Regions from separate parts of the Homo sapiens genome. Here region 2 is linked to region 1. A link is an interaction called in ENCODE POLR2A ChIA-PET data of the cell type or tissue named here. Cell type or tissue: PC-9. All regions are shown on one strand. Each heading gives the region's core, and the rest is flanking DNA. Links, peaks and the distances in the headings are about the cores only.

The links. ChIA-PET counts read pairs that join two places held together with the same protein. Peaks named below come from ENCODE experiments on the same cell type or tissue, not always from the same donor. Only the 100,000 strongest peaks of a DNase experiment are listed, where the experiment ranks them.
Region 2: POLR2A ChIA-PET joins it to region 1 with 5 read pairs; 8 of 35 experiments call an interaction of 5 or more read pairs at or near these places.

The regions. Positions count from the first base shown.
Region 1 is chr15:64,947,206-64,956,230 of GRCh38, reverse strand. It overlaps ANKDD1A (ankyrin repeat and death domain containing 1A), which reads right to left. Exons shown (of 15, transcript NM_182703.6): 13 at 8,638-8,827; 14 at 6,259-6,390. Among named protein-coding and RNA genes, the nearest start is that of SPG21, 38 kb to the left of the region's middle. RefSeq lists enhancers at 8,264-8,764, 8,765-9,025. In PC-9, for the core only: no CTCF peak of the experiment used is centred there; a DNase peak (open chromatin) is centred at 5,050; H3K27ac peaks cover 1,100 bases.
Region 2 is chr15:64,852,567-64,861,522 of GRCh38, reverse strand. PLEKHO2 (pleckstrin homology domain containing O2) reads right to left here. Exons shown (of 6, transcript NM_025201.5): 3 at 6,486-6,602; 4 at 1,525-1,629; 5 at 1-46. Among named protein-coding and RNA genes, the nearest start is that of PLEKHO2, 15 kb to the right of the region's middle. RefSeq lists an enhancer at 7,115-7,683. In PC-9, for the core only: no CTCF peak of the experiment used is centred there; no DNase peak of the experiment used is centred there.

The DNA.
Region 1 (9,025 bases), core at 648-8,647:
AATCCAAAGAAAAAAATACATCACCTGCAAAAGGTGAAGAGAGAAAGGAAGCTTTTTCTCTAAAAATGGTGCAGCTATCCTCTGAACCAATTTCCTTCGGTTTAATGTACCTGTATCTTGGGGTTTTTTTCCACTTAATTTATCCTGGAGCTCTTTCCATAACAACACTTGGAAAGCACTCTCATCCTTTTTTCACTGCTGAACAGAATTCCACTGTGTGGATGGAACATACTCTATTTCACCAGTCCCCTGTAGCCAGTCACTTGGTTTGTTTCCAATCTTTTGCTTTTTCAGAGTAATAACCTTGTATGTCTATCATTTTGTATGCATACAGGTTTATATGTAGGAAAAATTCCTAGAGTAGGATTGCTGGACCAATGGATAAAAGTATATTGTGGACAGACAATGCCAAATTGCCTTTCAGAGACTGTGGCCCTGTGCACCCCATCAGGCATGTGTGACTACCAAAGCTCCTGTCAGCTGTTTTATTTTATCTCCTTTCCAGTCTCAGGCTCAATGCAGAACTTTGAGGTAAGCTTTTCTAAAATGTAGGCTCCTAAACGCCACAGCCAGCTCTGCCACATGAAGGAGAGCTCAAATGAGACAGAAACAGCCTCTGGGCAGGATTTCTATCCTGCACAGATATATTTTCCACATTCTGGGAAACCGTGAAGCTTCCAGAGCCACAATTCCCCAGAAACACATCCCCCTGCTGGTACAGCCAAGCCCCAGAACAAGCTGTGCTTGCCTGGCACCTCAAAGCCAAGCACCATGGATGCCACTTGCTATGGGTGCCTGCAATTTCAAATAATGAGAAATAAGAAATTTCAGCTTCTCAGTCCCTCTAGCCAACATTTCAGGTGCATGACAGCCTCAGGTGGCAAGCAGCTACTCTGCCGGACAGGGCAGAAGATGGAACACCCCATCCCTGGGGAAGATCACGAGGTCAGGAGATCAAGACCATCCTGGCTAACACAGTGAAACCCCGTCTCTACTGAAAATACAAAACATTAGCTGGGTGTGGTGGCAGGCACCTGTAGTCCCAGCTACTCAGGAGGCTGAGGCAGGAGAATGGCGTGAACCTGGGAGGTGGAGGTTGCAGTGAGCCAAGATTGCGCCACTGCACTCCAGCCTGGCAACAGAGTAAGACTCCATATCAAAAAAAAGAGAAAAGAAGAAGAAAGAAAGAAAGAAGAAGAAGAGGAAGAAGAAGAAGTGGAAGAAGAAGGAAAGAGGAAGAGGAGAAGCAGGAGAAGAACAAGGAGAAGAAGAAGGAGAGAGAAGAAGAGACAAGAAGAAGGAGAAGAAGGAGAGAGAAGAGACAAGAGAAGAAGGAAGAAGGAGGAGGAGAAGGAAGAAGAAAAGGAGAAGAAAGAAGAAGAAGGAAGAAGAAAGAACAACAAAAAGAAGGAGAAGAACAAGGAAGAAGAACAACTAAGGAGAAGGAAGAAGGAGAAGAAGAAAGAAGAACAAAAAGAAAGAAGAAGGAGAAGGAAGAAGAAGGAGGAGGAGAAGGAGAAGAAGAAGGAGAAGAACAAGGAGAAGGAGAGAAGAAGAAGAGACAAGAAGAAAGAAGGAGAAGAAGAAGGAAGAAGAAAAGGAAGAAGAAAAGAGGAAGGAGGAGGAAGAAGGAGAAGAAGGAAGAATAAGGAAGAAGGAGAACAAGGAGAAGGAAGAAGAAAAGAAGAAGGAGAAGGAGGAAGAAGGAGAAGAAAGAGGAGAAGAAGGAAGAAGAAGGAGAAGGAAGAAGAAAAAGAGGAAGAAGGAGAAGAGGGAAGAAGAAGAAGGAGAAGACGACGAACGAAGGAGGAGAGGAGGAAGAAGAGGAAGGAAGAAGAAAGAAGAAGAAAAGAAAAGGAAGAAGAAGGAGAAGAAGAGAAGAAGGAGAGGAGGAAGAAGAAGGAAGAACTAAGAAGGAAGAGAAGGAGAAGAAAAGGAGAACTAAGAAGGAAGAAGAAAGGAAAAGAAGGAGAAGAAGAAAGAACTAAGAAGACGAAGGAGAGGAAGAAGAAGAAGAAGAAAAGAATAAGGAACAAGAAAGAAGGAGAAGAAGAAGAAAAGAAAGAAGAAAGAATAATAAGGAACAAGAAGAAAGAGGAAGAAGAAAGGAGAAAAGAAAGGAAGAAGAAAAGAGGGAGGAGAAAGAAGAAGAAAAGAGGAAGAAGAAAGAAGAAGGAGAAAAGAAGAAGAGGAAGAAGAAAGAAAAGAAGAGGAAAGAAGGAAGAAGAAAGGAAAGAAAGGAAGAAGATAGAGGAAGAAAGAAGAAAAAAAGAAACAATAGAAGAAGAGGAAGAAAAGAAAAAAGAAAAAGAGAAGAAAGAAGAGGGAAGAAAGAAAAGAGGAAGAAGAAAGAATGAAGAAGAAAGAGGAAGAAGAGGAAAGAAGAAAAGAAGAGGAAAGAAGAAAAGAATAAGGAAGAAGAAAAAAAGGAAGAAGAAAGCAGAAGAAAGAAAAGAGGGAAGAGGAAGAAGAACGAAGAAAAGAGGAAAGAAGAAGGAGGAGAAGAAGGAGAAGAACAAGGAGAAGAAGAAAGAAGAAGGGAGAAGGAGAAGAAAAGAAGGAGAAGAAAGAAAAGAAGGAGAAGGAAGAGGAAGAAGAAGGAAGAAGAAGAAGAAGGAGAGAAGAAAGAAGAAAAGGAGAAGGAAGAAGAAGAACTAAGAAGAAGGAGGAAGAAAGAAGGAGAAGGAAGAAGGAGAGGAGAAGAAGGAAGAAGGAGAAGGAAGAGGAGGAAGAACTAAAGAAGAAGGAGAAGGAAGAGGAAGAAGAAGAAGGAGAGAAGAAAGAAGAAAAGGAAGGAGGAGGAAGAAGAAGGGAGGAGGAGGAGAAGAAAAGGAGAACTAAGAAGAAGAAAGGAAAAGAAGGAGAAGAAAGAAGAACTAAGAAGAAGGAGAGGAAGAATAAGAAGGAAAGAAGAAAGAAAAAAGTAAAAGAAGAAGAAAGAAGGAAGAAGGAAAGAAGAGGAAGAACTAAGAAGAAGAAAGAGGAGGAAAGAAGAAAGAAGAATAAGGAACAAGAAAGAAGGAGAAGAAAGAATAAGAAGAGGAAGAAGAAAAAGAAGAAAAGAAGGAAAGAAGAAAGGAGAAAAAGGAAGAAAAAAGGAAGAAGAAAGTAGAAAGCGGAAGAAAGAAAAGAAAGTATAAGAAGGAAGAAGAAGAAAGAAGGAAAGAGGAAGAAAAAAGAGAGGAAAGAAGAAAGGAAGAAGGAGGAGAAGAACAAGGAGAAGAAAGAACTAAGAAGGAGAAGAAGGAGAGACAAGAAGAAAAGAAGAAGAGGAAGAAAGAGAAGGAAGAAGAGGAAGAAGAACTAAGAAGAAGGAGAAGAAGAGAAGGAAGGAGAAGGAAGAAGGAGAAGAAGAAAGAGAAGAAAAGAAGAAGGAGAAGAGACAAGGAGAAGAAAGGAAGAAGGAGGAGGAAGAAGGAGGAGAAGGAGAAGAAAAGAAGAAGGAGAAGGAAGAAGAAAAGAAAGGAGGAGGAGGAGAAGAGGAAAGAAGGAGGAAGAAGGAGAAGAAGAAAGAAGAAAGGAGAAGAACTAAGAAGAAAAAGGAGAGGAAGAAGAAGAAGGAAGAAGGGGAAGAAGAAGGAGAAGGAGAAGAAGAAAGAAAAGACGAAGAAGGAGAGGAGGAAGAAGAAGACGAAGGAAGAAGAAGAAAAGAAGGAGAAGAAGAACGAAGGAGAAGGAAGGAGGAGGAGAAGGAGAAGAAGACGAAGGAAGAAGAAAGTAAGAAGAAGGAGAAGACGGTGACGAAGGAAGAAGAAGGAGAAGGAAGAAGGAGAAGAACTAAGAAGAAGAAAGGAGGAGGAGAAGAAAACTAAGAAGGAGAAGAAGAAGAAGGAGGAAGAAGAAAAGAAGGAAAGAGGAAGAAGAAAGAAGAAGGAGGAAGAACTAAGAAGAAGGAGAAGGAAGAAGGAAGAAAGAAAAAGAACGAAGGAGGAGGAGAGGAAGGAGAAGGAAGAAGAAAAAGAAGGAGAAGGAAGAAGGAGAAGAATAAGAAGAAGAAAGGAGGAGAAGGAAGAAGAAGAAAGAGGAAAGAAGAAGAAGAAAAAGTAGAAGGAAAGAAGAAAGAAAAAGATGAAGAAAGAGGAAGAAGAATAAGGAAGAAGAAGAAAGAGAAGAAAGAAGAAGAAAAGAAGGAAGAAGAGGAAGAAAAGAAGGAAGAAGAAGAAAGGAAGAACTAAGAAGAAGAAAGAAGAGGAAAGAAGAAGAAAAAGAAGATAGAAGATGGAAGAAGAAAGAAAAGAAAGAAGAATAAGAAGGAAGAAGAAAGAAGAGCAGAAGGAAAGAAGAAGAAGAAAAGAAAGGAAGAAGAGGAAAGAACAAGAGGACGAAGAGAAAAGAAAAAGAAAGAAGGAAAGAAGAAAGAAAAAGAAGAGGAAGAAGAAAGAAGAAGAAAGAATAAGAAGGATGAAGAAGAGGAAGAAAGAAGAAAAGAGGAAAGAAAGAAGGAAGAAGAAAGGAAAGAAGAAGAAAAGGAAAGAAGGAAGAAGAGGAAGAAGGAGGAAAGAAGAAAAGGGAAGAAAAAGAAAATAAGGAAGAAGAAGAGGAAGAAGAAAGAAGGAAAGAAAGAAAAAGAAGATAGAAGGAAAGAAGATAGAAGAAGAAAAGAAGAGAAGAAGAATAAGGAACAAGAAGAAAGAAGAAAGAAAAGGAAGAAGAAGAAGAAAGAAAAGAAAAAGAAAGAAGAGAAGAAAGAAGAGGGAAGAGGAAGAAGAAAACAGGAAGAAGGAAGAGGAAGAAGAAGAAAAGAAGAGGAAGAAGAAAAGAAAAAAGAGAAAAGAAAAGAAAGGGAAGAAGAAAGAAAAAGAAGAAAAGAGGAAGAAAAGAAAAAAGAAAAAAGAGGAAGAAGAAAAGAAAAAGAAAGAAGAAAGAGGAAGAAGAAAGAAGAGGAAAGAAGAAAGAAAAAGAGGAAAGAAGAAAGAAGAAGAAGAGAAGAAGAAGAAGAAGAAAAGAAAAAGAAGAAGAAATAAACAAAGTGTGCCAAGAGCTCAAAAGGACCATACCTGTTGGACGGGATTACAGGCCCTTGGACCCATCCTCATGAAAAAGATCAGTGTACAAACATTTGCCTCCTGGGCTCTGCATGACTGTGCATTTCAGTAGAATCACCTGGAGGTCTGTTAACAGTGATTTTTTAAAAAGCCCTTAAATGATGGTCATCTTCTGTTCAGGTGGCTCCACACGCTGAGGTCCCACGTGCCTGAAGGTCTGGCCCCTCCGGTTACATGGCTGTGCACCTCCTGGGGGCACTCGGGGCTGCGTTTGCTTTCTTCCTGATATTTTCTGTTAAAAACAAGAATCTTACTTCCTCTGTTGCCTAAGCTCTGCCTCACAGGACTGGTTTTATGTTTTAATTGCATGCCACAGTTTGTGTTAAAAGATGTAACAACTATATTTAAGAACATTTTGGGGAAAGAAAGGTAGCGTCCCTAATCTCTCTACCCTGAAATGAGTCTTAGCTTTTCCACCTTGCCTATAGCAGCTATGGGGGGGGGGGGGGGGGGGGGCGGTCCTTTCTTTTCCCTCAATAATATGCTAGAAACATTTCCCTCAGCAATATACTAGAAATATGTCAGGAGTGGTTTTCTTTGTTGCCTCATATCTAATGGAGACTTCACAACTATCAGTGGCTGCCTAGTGCCCCATTCTGTGGTTGCCCCATTATGTACCACGTCAGTGGGTATCACAGCGTTTAAGGCTTTTTCATCATGAGCTGATTTTGTTTTTAATGAGGGATTAGTACTAGAACCTTCTATCCTGCTTGTCTGATGATTCCACAGAACACTGAATCCCATATCAGGCTTTTGAGATTGGCATACTCAAATAAGTTGTGATGACCTCAGAAGGTTTATTTGACCAGATTTGACTGGTTCAACTCATATTAAGTCAGTTTTGGCTCCTATGTCTTAATGTTTGTGAAAAAAGTCTGGAGGTGGTTCCAGGCTTATTCCAAAATGGAAAAAAAATGTCAAGGTATAGAGGGCTGGTAAGGAAGAGATTATGGACAGCATCACTGGCTCCGGGGCTGTGAAGGTCACAGGGTTCAGTTTGGGCCAACACCCTCATTGCACAGATGGGGAAACCAGGGCCAGGAGGCACTGTAGTTTGCCCAAGGGAAAAGAGGGCAGGGCTAGGGGTAGGAATCTGGAAGGCCTAGAGCCAGCATCACAGCATTCTTGTCTGAGCAGCCCTTGGAGGGCCCTGCTGCATTCCAGTGGGGGCCACCCAGCTCCTGAGAAGCAGCCCAGCAGAGTACGCTCTTACCAGCCAGGTCCCTCCTGCCAATGGCCACGAGGCCCTCGAACAGCGCTTTGCTGGGGTTCTCACCAGCCGTGGCCACGCCATGCAGCCAAATGAGCAGCATTCGGTGGCCGTGCTCCTGATAGCTCCTGGTGCCTGAGAACAGTGAGGGAGGAGAGAGAGAGGGAGAAGGAGCCAATGGGGCCACTTGACCAGAGCGCCTGTCTATGCCACCCTGCACCGCCTCCTGAACATGCCCAGGTGGGAAAGAGGCCAAAAGCCTCCAAGGCCCTTCTCCATGCTCCAGCCAAGCTCAGCCTGGAGATAGGTAAGGGGAGTGGAGGAGCAGCCTCTCAGATGGGGAGGGAAGGGTTTGTGTCTTGGTCTCTAGAACCTCCCCAGCCCCAGGCCTTCTCCTGAACACCCACTATGCACTCTGTTGGTGTCACTCTGAATGGAGAAAGAATTGACTTTCATCGTTGTGGTACCATGATGCACAAATTGTATACTTCACCTCTCTGGCTGCTCAAAATAATCTGTGTCTTGCATGATAGTGGTCCTAATTTACAGATGAGAATACAGCTTAGTCAGAGATGGAGCTGGCCATGCTTTCCCCTGCACCAGTGGTTCTCAGACTCAGCTGCTCCTTGGAAACACCTAGGGCCCATGTCACCCCCAGAGATTCTCATGTACCTGGGACTGGGTGCAGCCTAGGCATTTAACGGTTTCAAAATTTCCCAGGTGGTTCCAACATACAACCATGTTTGGAAAATAATTGCCCACACGGCATGGGGTTAACATGTTATTCAGCTGGCTGTGATTCAGCTGGCTCTCCAGTGCTGTGGAAACAGACAGATGCTGGGCCACGCCCATCAGGTCCAGGTCACTCCATTCGCCCCTCTGACCTTCCGTGCCCCTCTTGGGGCCCTCAGCAGGCATGTCCTCACGGTACTGCCCTTGGTGTGGTGGCACTTCCGCTTGACCCAGCAGTCTCAACACCATTTATTAACTATCTCTGCCCCCGCCACTGTAATGTACAAGTGCTTCTTTATCATATATGAAAGTTCTTATCCGTAGCAGCGTTTACTTTTGAACTCTGCTCTATCCCAAATTGATATGCAAATGTCAATTTGCATATTTTTGTGTCAGGAATCTTTTTTTTTTCCTTTGGGAGACAGAGTCTCACTCTGTCCCCCAGGCTGGAGTGTAGTGGTGGGATCTCGGCTCACTGCAAACTCTGTGTCCCGGGTTCAAGCGATTCTTAAACCTCAGCCTGTCGAGCAGCTGGGATTACAGGACCCGACCATCATGCCCAGCTAATTTTTGTATTTTTAGTAGAGACGGGGGATTCACCATGTTGGCCAGGCTGGTCTCAAACTCCTAACCTCAGGTGATCTGCCCACCTTGGCCTCCCAAAGTGCTGAGATTACAGGTGGGAGCCACTATGCCTGATCCAGATATCTCTTTATGTTAATTTTATTTTGGCTTTATAAAAGGCTGAGTCTGCTTGGGTTAGATCCCCTTTATTGTTTTCCCCCAGAATGTTCACTTTTATATCCCTGTTTATTCTTCCAGACAAATTGTAGAATACTTCAGTCAAGTTTCAAAAACCTATTTTGATTAAAATTAGATCAAAGTTTTAATCTAATTGGAGAAAAACTGATATTTATATGATACTTTTTCTTGCCACAAATACAGAATGTCATTCCATTTACACAAGTCTTTTATAGTTGAACCATTATTGTTTTATTCATATGTGTCATCTGTATTTGTCTTTTAGGTTTTCCAGATGAAACACACACACCATTGTAAATGGAATCTCTTTTAAAAGATTCTCTCTCTATATTTTTTGCCCATTTAGCCATGGTTCATAGGAGTTCTGTGGTGTTAGTATATTTTCTATATTTAGCCATTTCCTTGAATTATTTGATTAATTCTAAGATTTTTTTAGTTGATTCCTCTGGACGTCCTATGTATATTAAGTATTCCATCTGAAATCAATAAGTCTCTCTCTTCCTTTACAATATTTACACTCCTTATTTCTATTTCCTTTTCACACCTTAGTACCAGGGCCAAAATTTCCATATAGATGTTGAATAATAGTGACAACAGCAGGCCCTCTTCTTTTTACCAAGAATGGTTTTAGTTTAGGTATAAACAGTGGGTATCAGTTTGGGCTGATTGGTGAAGAATGTGAAATTCACAATCAATGGGGAGAGGCAGAGTGTGCACCCTGTGCAGAGGCCTGGAGGAGGGACAGAGCACCAGGTGTGTTGGACAGTGTGGGACCAGGCTGTGGGTTGCACAGGCCCTTTCACCAGAAGCACAGAAAACTGAACACATTTCAGGTGTCCCACCCCTCCGCCCAATGGTTGCTTAGGGCGAGGAGAGGCAAGGTGGTACCTGTCCACTGTTGCTCGATGGCGTCGACATGTGCCTCCGTGAACTCCCAGGAATATGCCAGCTTCTTCCACTCACGGGGCTGCAGATACCTGGAGGCCAGCCGCCACAGCACAGAACGGAGCTGCTGTGTTTCCTGCCGATGGTCCTGCTTAAAGGACAAGCTCTTCCCAGAGGGATCACTGGGGTGGTCCTGTGGGGCAGATCCCAAAAGTGCAGAAGCTCTCCCTCATGATCCCAGACAGGGGCAGTGCCGAGCCGAGGCCCCTATGACCCTCCTACCACCTCTGCTGGGGTGCCTGGGAGCTGGAGTCAGCAAGGGCCAGGGGCTTAATGTCCTCTCTTCTGGTTTCTCACTCCATGCCTTGCCTTGACCTCTGGAACCCAAGTT
Region 2 (8,956 bases), core at 1-8,000, 94 kb after region 1:
GGTCCCGTGTCACATGCTCCAGGGCGCAGCTCTTGTCCACCTTTACCTGGAGGGAGGGGGAACCAGATCAGCCCCTGCCAAGCCTTGGGGAGTGTGGGAAGTAGCCAGGGCGGACCTGGCTCAGAGCCAGGGTCAGTGCCCCACCGCTGCCCTCTCTGGGAATCTCCCTGCCCTGGCCTCTGCTTCTCTAACTCTGCAATGCCCCTGGAGTCTCTTGCAAAGTCTGAGGCTCTCCCTCTCTGCAGCTGCCATTTGCCTCAGTCTTCCTGCCCAAATATGGGCCATCGGCCCTTGCCCCTGAGTATATCACAAATATATAAGCAGCCCTGAGGTGGCTTTGGGGCTTAGCTAGGAGAGAAGGTTGAAAGCAGCCTATGCTCCCCTGGTACCTGGTTTCTGGAAAAGGTCTGCCCTGGCCTCTGCCACCCTCCCAGGACCCCTGGAGAGAGCCCAGAGAGAGAGCAGGGCCTCTGCCCCTTGAGTCTGGGAGCCTGGAGGTCAGCATCTTCTCTCTGAGGGTAACAGAAGGGGTCAGGATTGGCTGGGAAGTCTCAGAGTAAGAGTCACATGGGAGGTCCAGACTCAGAACCCTGGAGCAGCCTGGCCCTATGATGGGGAGTGGGGGCTCAGGCCCACATGTGACTCCAGCTGTCTCTGTCCCTCTGTCCCTCTGTCCCTCAGTGGGCTGAGGCCCAGCCCATGGCTCCTATGGCCTCCCCCAATATCTATGATATGTCCCATCATCCCTCTCCCGTGGAACGGGGACACTTTTCCCCTAGGTAGTGAAGGGCTGAGCATGACATGTAACACAGGACACGACATAGGAGCTATGGGCTGGGAGTCGGGGAACCTGGGTATTAAGAGGGGACTTGCTTGGGAAGATTTGCTCCTTGACATAATCCAAGGCATCACTGTAGGTGGCCCCCAGGTCCATTTTAGCCCAAATAACCAAAGATCCGTGATGTCAAAGACAAATCTTCCTAGGAGATCCTGGCCCCATGGGATGCTCTGCCTGCCCCAAGCCAGATTGTGGCTACTGTTGCCACAGTCCCCAGTACAGCACAGGGGGCTGAGGTCTGCAGGGCTGAATGGTCATTGCAGACAGAGAGGGAGGCCCAGAGCTGAGAGCCAGCCTGCCCTGGACTTCATGGTCAAACTGAAAAGGGAGCTGTCGGCTCACTCTGCAGCACTCTCTGGCCTGGGCCCACCTGCTGCTTCCAGCTGAGGCCAGGCTTAGAAAGGATGCATGCTGCCACCAGTCTAGTTCCAGCCCACCACTTATCTGCTTTCCAGTTTAAGACAAGTTACTTAATTTCCTTAGGCCTCCATTTCATCTGTAAAACAAGGACAGCACCACCTACTATGAGGGGCTGTAGTGAGGACTATAGAAGGTAACAACAATGCCCCATAGCAGTGACATAATCAAGGGGTAGTCTGGGGTAAGGAGGGGCAGGGTCCTCTCCTAGATCACACGCAGTGGGAAAGGAGACACAGAGCTGTCCATGTCCACAGACTGCATCGCACCTCATCGAAAGCCTTGTTTTTGCCTCGGTTAATCCCTTCATTGAGGGCTTTGATCCAGGATTCCTTCTCCTCCCCGGTGGGTGCCTGGAATTTGATGTCGCTGACCTGTGGGCAAGATGGATGGAGTAGATGGCAGATGTTTAACAAAGCTCACATTTGGCATCTTAAGGAGGCTTCCTTACCTAGATCCCAAAGTCAAACCAAAATGACCCCACAGTTAAGTATGACACTGGGGCTTTGGGCCAGGAAAGGGAAAGATCTCACAGAGAAGCCCTCCCCACTGCCCACCAGTATGCAGCTGGGTCTAGATTCGAATCAGCCTGGCCTTGTGGAAAGAGCCCGGATCTGGTCCAGCTCCATGGGACTCCCCCAGGCCAGCTGCCTGGGCTCTGGGCTTCCGTTTACTCTGAAAAGTAGGAATAGCCCCAGTCTACATTCAAACCCACCCCACACCACCCATGAGTCCTTTCCCAATTCAGGTAGGAGCTCTGAGCTCCTGTTAGAATCAGAGGGTGGCTCAGAGAACCCTGACCCTGCCAGGCCCAATGGCCAGACAGGAAATAAGAGGAAGGAGTGAGGTCATGGAAACTGAGGGGCTGCCTCACGCAGTGGACAAGGCAGTAGGGCCTCTGAGCAGGACAGTCCACCACTTACAGGTGTCTGACCTCAGGCCTCAGTTTCTTCAACTGTAAAAGAGAATACCACCAGAACCTGCCTCATGGAGCCATGAAGATCATTTTTAAAATGATGTATCCAATTTGTACACCCATGCTCATAGCATTGTTCACAACAGCCAAAAGGTGGAAGCAACCTCAGTGTCCACTGACAGATGAATGGATAAGCAAAATGTGGTCCATACGTACAATGGATTATCAGCCAGCCTTAAAAAGGAAGAAAAATCTGACACATGCTACAACAGGGATGAACCTTGAAAACATTGTGCTAAGTGAAATAAGCTGGACACAAAAAGACAAAAACTGTACAATTCCACCTATATGAGGTACCTAGAGTTGTCAAAATCATAGAGACAGAGAGGAGAGTGGTGGTTGCCAGGGGCTGGGGAGAGGGGCAATGGGGCATTATTATTTAATGGGCATAGAGTTTTAGTTTTACACGATGGAGAGTTATGTGATGGATGGTGGTGATAGCTGTACAACACCATGAATGTATTTAATGCCGCTGAATTGTGCAATTTCAAACTGGAAAAGATGGTAAATTTTTTTTTACCACAGTTTTTTATTTTTTAATTGAGGGAAAAAAGATATATCTAAAGTACTAAATCTGGAGCTAGGCAGAGTGAATACTCAGTAATAGGAATTAGCACCATTGCCTTCCCTCTGGACAAAACAGTTTGTTTCCTCGTCTGTAAGATGGGATAACACTGCCTACTACCAAGCAATGATGGGGAAATTAAACATGATTAAAAGCAGGGACTGGCACATAGTAGGTGCTCAGTAAATAGTTCTTGAATGAATGAGCCAAAAAATTAATGAACTGGCTCAAGTTTCCTTCCCTCACCATTTTTGGACCACTGCCTACTCTCTGACCTCAAGATGCCCTAGTTCTTTGTTGGCGGTCGCCAGCTTGCCCATCCTCCACCCTGGTGTTAGATAGTACCTCCCCTCCCTCCACTCTCCAGTTATGTAACACCGAGGTCGGCCTGGCCCCCTCAGCATCCTCATTATATAATTTCCTCCTGGCTGCCACTGCCTCCTCCTCATGCAGGGCCCTGGGTCCCACCCCCACCATGCCAGGCACAGCCAAATGCTCATTTGCATGACCAGGGTAAATTTGATCCTGGAAGCAGATCTTCAGTTAAGTCAGAAACCCCAGGGCACCTTGGCAACTGCCTCAGCTCAGCCATCAGGGCTGCTGGGGGCTCAGAGACAGACCACACTGCATCTGGGGTCGCTAAGGCCACCCAACTCTGTGACGGGACCTGCTAGAAAGGGAGTCTGGGGCCAGCCCTTCTACCCAGCTGCTCCTCCTATTCACAGGCTCAGAGCTGGTGTGACCCCTGCATGGTACAGGATTTAGCATCCAGGGAGCTTGAAAAGTGTACAGCTGAACTCAGGAGCCAATGGAACAAGAGGAGGCCAGAGAAGAGCAGGCCTAGAAGTCAGATTACCAAGTTCTACTCGCTTCATTACTCTGGACCTCAAAGGGACAAGAACAGAACCACTGGACCCAGCCCAAACTGCAGCTCCTTCCCCACTGGCCCAGCCCACCTGAAGCAGGCTGCCTCGGCTCTCTTCTGCTCCCTTGTGAGAAGCAGAAATGGCCTCAGAGAAGACCTATTGTGCAAGCCAAAAGGCTCCCACAGGAGAAGGAAGACAAGGTTAAACAGGACCCAGCTCCACCCTCCTAAGGAACCCTGTATCTGGCTGAACGAGCCAGGCATTCCACAAGGATGACCACAATAGAAACAATTAGAATACCAAGAAGTTACCAGCCTGGGCAACATAGTGAGACCCCATCTCTACAAAAAATATGAAAATTAGCCAGGCATGACGGTGTGTGCCTGCAGTCCCGGCTACTCAGAAGCTGAGGTGGGAGGATCACCTGAGCCTAGGAGGCAGAAGTTGCAGCAAGCTGAGATAATGCCACTACACTCCAGCCTGGGTGACAGAGTGAGATCCTGTCTCAAAAAATAAGAATACCAAGAAGCTGTGCCTCTCCCCAAAAACCATCCTGAAGGGCCACAGGCTGTACAGGTCCCTGCCCTGAGAACTTCCAAGAAGCCCCAGGGACATAGGCACTGCTAGGAGCTTAGATGCTAACAGGACTGGCCACAGACTAGGCCCACAAGGCCTGGGAAAAGGTTAAGGACAAAATGGCAGAGAGGAAAAAAGTGGGAGGGGAAGAGAGGAGGCAGGAAAGAGGAAAGGGCCAAGCTGGCTGAGACCAGCAGGGCAGCAAGGCCCAGCAGTGGCCACCCTGCTTCCTGGCAGCGTCTGCCTGTGACCTCATGGGCAGGGGTGTGGGGCTGGAGAAGCAGGGGGAGAGGGGCATGTAAGACATTGGAGTCTTTGTTTATTTGATTAGAGGGGAAAAAAGGCGGCCTCAGGACCAGACAGCCAGGGTCATGTGACCTCCTGGCCGGCTGGAGGCCTCACTGAGGACGGGGAACACCCAGGCTGCTGAGAAAGGAGGGTGAGAGGATGTGGGAATGTGGTGCCCTGGGCCAGGTCCACCAACTGACCTCTGGAGAGCCCCAATCTGTGTGAGCTCCTGGGGTGGGGAGGGTCAGGGACCCTTGAGCTGGAACCAGGATGCACTGTTTCATCCGCAGCACCCACCACTTGCTCCACAGCCCCATCTCCTGTTCTCAGAGCCAGCCTAAATTCTTGTCCTGTTCTCAGAGCCAGCCTAAATTCTTGCAGGGTTGGGGGCTGGTAGGGAGGGTGTTGGCTGAAGCAGCTGAGAACACAGCTGCACAAACAGGCTTCTCTGAAGGTGATGTCCCACCCTGAGCTGAGCCAAGCCCACCTAGTCTATCACCAGCTGATTCTCAGAGCTGGGGAAGAGATGGCCCACAGAACAGCACAGGCAGAGGCCAGAGAGGCTAGGTCCCCCTCCACCCCACATCCACATAGCATACTAAGACACACACCCAGACAGACACACGGCCAGGTGAGCACTCACCTGCATTAAAAAAAGATACACACATAAGGGCCAGACACACAGGTGGCAGATCTTCACACAGAACATACTTTGCATCTCATCTCTCTCAAACACACATCCACATATACAGTGCCCACTCAGGAAGGAAGTGGGTCTCCAGGACAGGGTAGGGGCTCCAGGCCTTGAAAAGATTAAAATGTGACTCTTTTTGTCCTCAAAGAGCCCTAAGCAGCAGATGTCAAGTGAAACCTGGGCCCAGTCCCATGAGCCCTCATAACACTATAATTATACCAGCCGCTACCCTGGGATACACTTCCAGCTCCCTAGTATCACAGCTCCACAGCCCCCTCCACTGCTATCTTGGTTGCTTCTGCGCCCCCACCCCCTGCACAGTAGGACAAAGGGTCAATGAGTAAAGCATTGTGGTCTTCAGGGTCTGCAGAGGACTGGGCTCCTATCCCCTAAAGCTGGGGGAGAAACAGAATGGCCTCCAGCAGGCCCAGACCAGACTTGCTCCCCAACTCCCAGCCTCTGTGACTCAGCCCTATTCTGCGAGGCTCCACATGACATGCAGAGGACAAGGCAAGGAATGGCCCAGCCGCAGATGGGTGCAAGCTGGCGAGAGGTGCTGTGCATGCCAGCCTCAAATCTGAACTCGCTCCTGACATCTGTGAAGCTACACCATGTGTCAACACCCACCAGACTCCCCGCCAGAGAAATGTGGTGCAAACAGCAAACTTCATCTGTACACACAGCATGTCCCAGGGAAAGACTCTCTCAAGCCAGGGACCTTCCCCAGCTACAGCCAAGAAAGGAAAGTGCAAGGGGAGGAAAGCTGGGGGGCTGCAGGCCTCCTAGTCCTTAGTCCAGGGTGGGCCCACCCACAAAGGCCTGGGATGAAGGGAGGCCACACACTCCCCCTCTGCCCCAGGCTGCATCACGGTGTTGAGGCCTGGCAGGGTGGAGGCCTCAACCACAGCTCTCCTGCCTCAGCCCTGGGCCTCCCCCAGGGTCTGGGGTACAGCCAAGTGCCCCACCTCCCAAAGGCTACTTTCCAACTACAGCCTGGGATGGAGGCCCTGGGCCTGCAAGAGGAAAAGGGGAGCAGAGGTCTCTCAACAGAGCCCTAAGTGCATCTCTTATCAACTAGGGGCTTGGAAGATTCCGAGACAAAATGAGCAAAGGTCTGACCTATGGTGGCTGCTAGGGCTGAGCCTCAGCCACACGCAACGGAAAACAGGCTTTTTCAAGGGGCCAGGCCTGCCTTAAACCTGCTTAGGCCTCCCAAGCTGACTCTGGGCTAGAGGGAGATGGGGCAGCAGCAGGCATCGCCCTACCTTGTTCCCTGGGGATCGCAGCAGGATAAAGCGGTGTTTTCGCTTGAGGAGGGCACGAAGGTCCTGGCACTTCTCATAGCTGCCCAGCTCCACAGTCTCCACACACTTCTGATCATCCTGGGGAGGGAGACAGAAGGGACATGAGCTGGTGACAGTCAGACCCACCACCACCCTCAACTACTCATGTCCCAGACCCTGATCCCACTCAGCGAGGACATCACTTGGTTAGAGGGAGGACCTCAGGCTGCCAATCAGTCACCAAGATGTGGTGTCCAGACCCTGGCAAGTGCATGCTGGCTGGAGGGATGCCCACAAGGCTCCCCATCCAGATGGGAGATGGGCACATAGCCCAGAGGCGCGTATGTGCCTAAGGCCAGAGGAGGAAACAGAGGGGAAGCTAGAGAGGATAAGAAAAGGCTGTCTGGGGTCCAGCCATGCCCAGAGGCCAGGCAGAGATCTGTGGAAGAGAAAGCCAGAAGAAGAATGCAGGATGCCACAAAATGGCAGGCAGGGAGTGGGATGGGGACGGGGGACAACGACTTTCCAGGAAGAGCCAGAGGGAAGTGTGAACAAGGCAAATTTGGGGCTACATGCCCTGCCTTCAGCACAGCCATCCTGAATTGTGCTCCTCACTCAGCATCACCCCCTGCGGAGCCCTGGCTTGGGAGAGCAGCACCTCATCCAAGGCTGCAGGCTACATACAAGCAACAGGCAAGGGCTCCTTGAAGCGCATCCCATCCCCACCCCACCACTCGGAGGCCTCATCATTAGGAGGGCCAGTGGCCAGAACAGTGCCCAGCCTCTTCCCGGCCATCTCTGGACACCAGCCAGACTGTCTTCCTGCCCACCACTCCTGACATTTGAGTGTTTTCTCCACAGGCTCCACCCATCAGGTGCCTGTCCAGCAAGCTGCCTGGGAAAAGCTCCTCCCTCAGTGGTGGTCAACTGGTCCTCTTCCAGGGAAGACCCAACTGGAACAACTTCCTGGGTGTGGCACTCTGTCATCCAGGAGAGTCCAGGGAAGCAGAAGCAGATCCTTTGGTGGGGGAGGGTACACCACCCTGGGACGGGCCAAAAAGTTAAGGAAACCCTTGCTGATGTTTAACAGAAGAAATCTGACACTTAGTGAGCACTTCTGCATCCCTGAGTCTCTGAACCTCACAATAACCCTGAAAGCCTGCAGCCCCATATCTGCCTCATTTTAGAAGGAAAGAATGAGGCCTGGAGGTGAAGGGATTTGCCCTAGGCACACAGACCCAAATATAAGGGGCAGGGCCCCAACTCAAACCACAGCCTCTGACTCCCAGGCCAGGGCCCTTTCCAGCACAGCACACTCCTTCCAGTCACAGGCAGTAGGTTGCTCTGCACGAGGGGTCCTCCAAGGTTGGGACCTAGGCCAGCAGCATTCGCACCACCTGAGAGCTTGTTAGAAATGCAAACTCCCGGCTGGGTGCGGTGGCTCACACCTGTAATCCCAGCACTTTGGGAGGCCGAGGCGGGCAGATCACGAGTTCAGGAGATCGAGACCATACTGGCCAACACAGTGAAACCCCATCTCTACTAAAAAAAATACAAAAAAAAATTAGCCGGGCAGTTAGCCGGGCGTGGTGGCGGGCACCTGTAGTCCCAGCTACTTGGGAGGCTGAGGCAGAAGAATGGCGTGAACCCAGGAGGCGGAGCTTGCAGTGAGCCAAGATCGCTCCACTGCACTCCAGCCTGGGCAACAGAGCGAGACTCTGTCTCAAAAAAAAAAAAAAAGAAAAAGAAAAAGAAATGCAAACCCCCAGGCCTCATCCCCACTCAATCATTACACCTAAGAGGGTGGGCCTGGCAATCTGCGTTCTAACTAGCCCCCAGGGATTTTGATGGATGCGAATTTTTTTTGTTTTTTGTTTTTTTGAGACAGAGTCTCACTCTGTCGCTCAGGCTGGAGTGCAGTGGCATGATATCGGCTCACTGCAACCTCTGCCTCCTGGGTACCTGCGATTCTCCGGCCTCAGCCCCCCGAGTAGCTGGGATTACAGGTGCCTACCACCACGCCCGGCTAATTTTTGTAGAGACATGGTTTCACCATGTTGGCCAGGCTGGTCTCGAACTCTTGACCTCAAGTGATCCACCTGCCTCAGCCTCCCAAAGAGTTGGGATTACAAGCATGAGCCACCAAGCCTGGCCTGGATGCGAACAGTTAAGAACCACTGCTACCAGCCTGGCCAACATAATGAAACCCTGTCTCTACTAAAAATACAAAAATTAGCTGGGCATGGTGGCATGAGCCTGTGGTCCCAGCTACTCAGGAGGCTGAGGCAGAAGAATCGCTTGAACCCAGGAGGCGGAGGCTGCAGAGAGCCGAGATAGCACCACTGCACTCCAGCCTGGGTGACAGAGGGCGACTCCTTCTCAAAAAAAAAAAGAACCACTGCTCTACACCAGAGGTTCTCAGCCTTGGTGGCACCTGGGAGCTTTTAAAAACC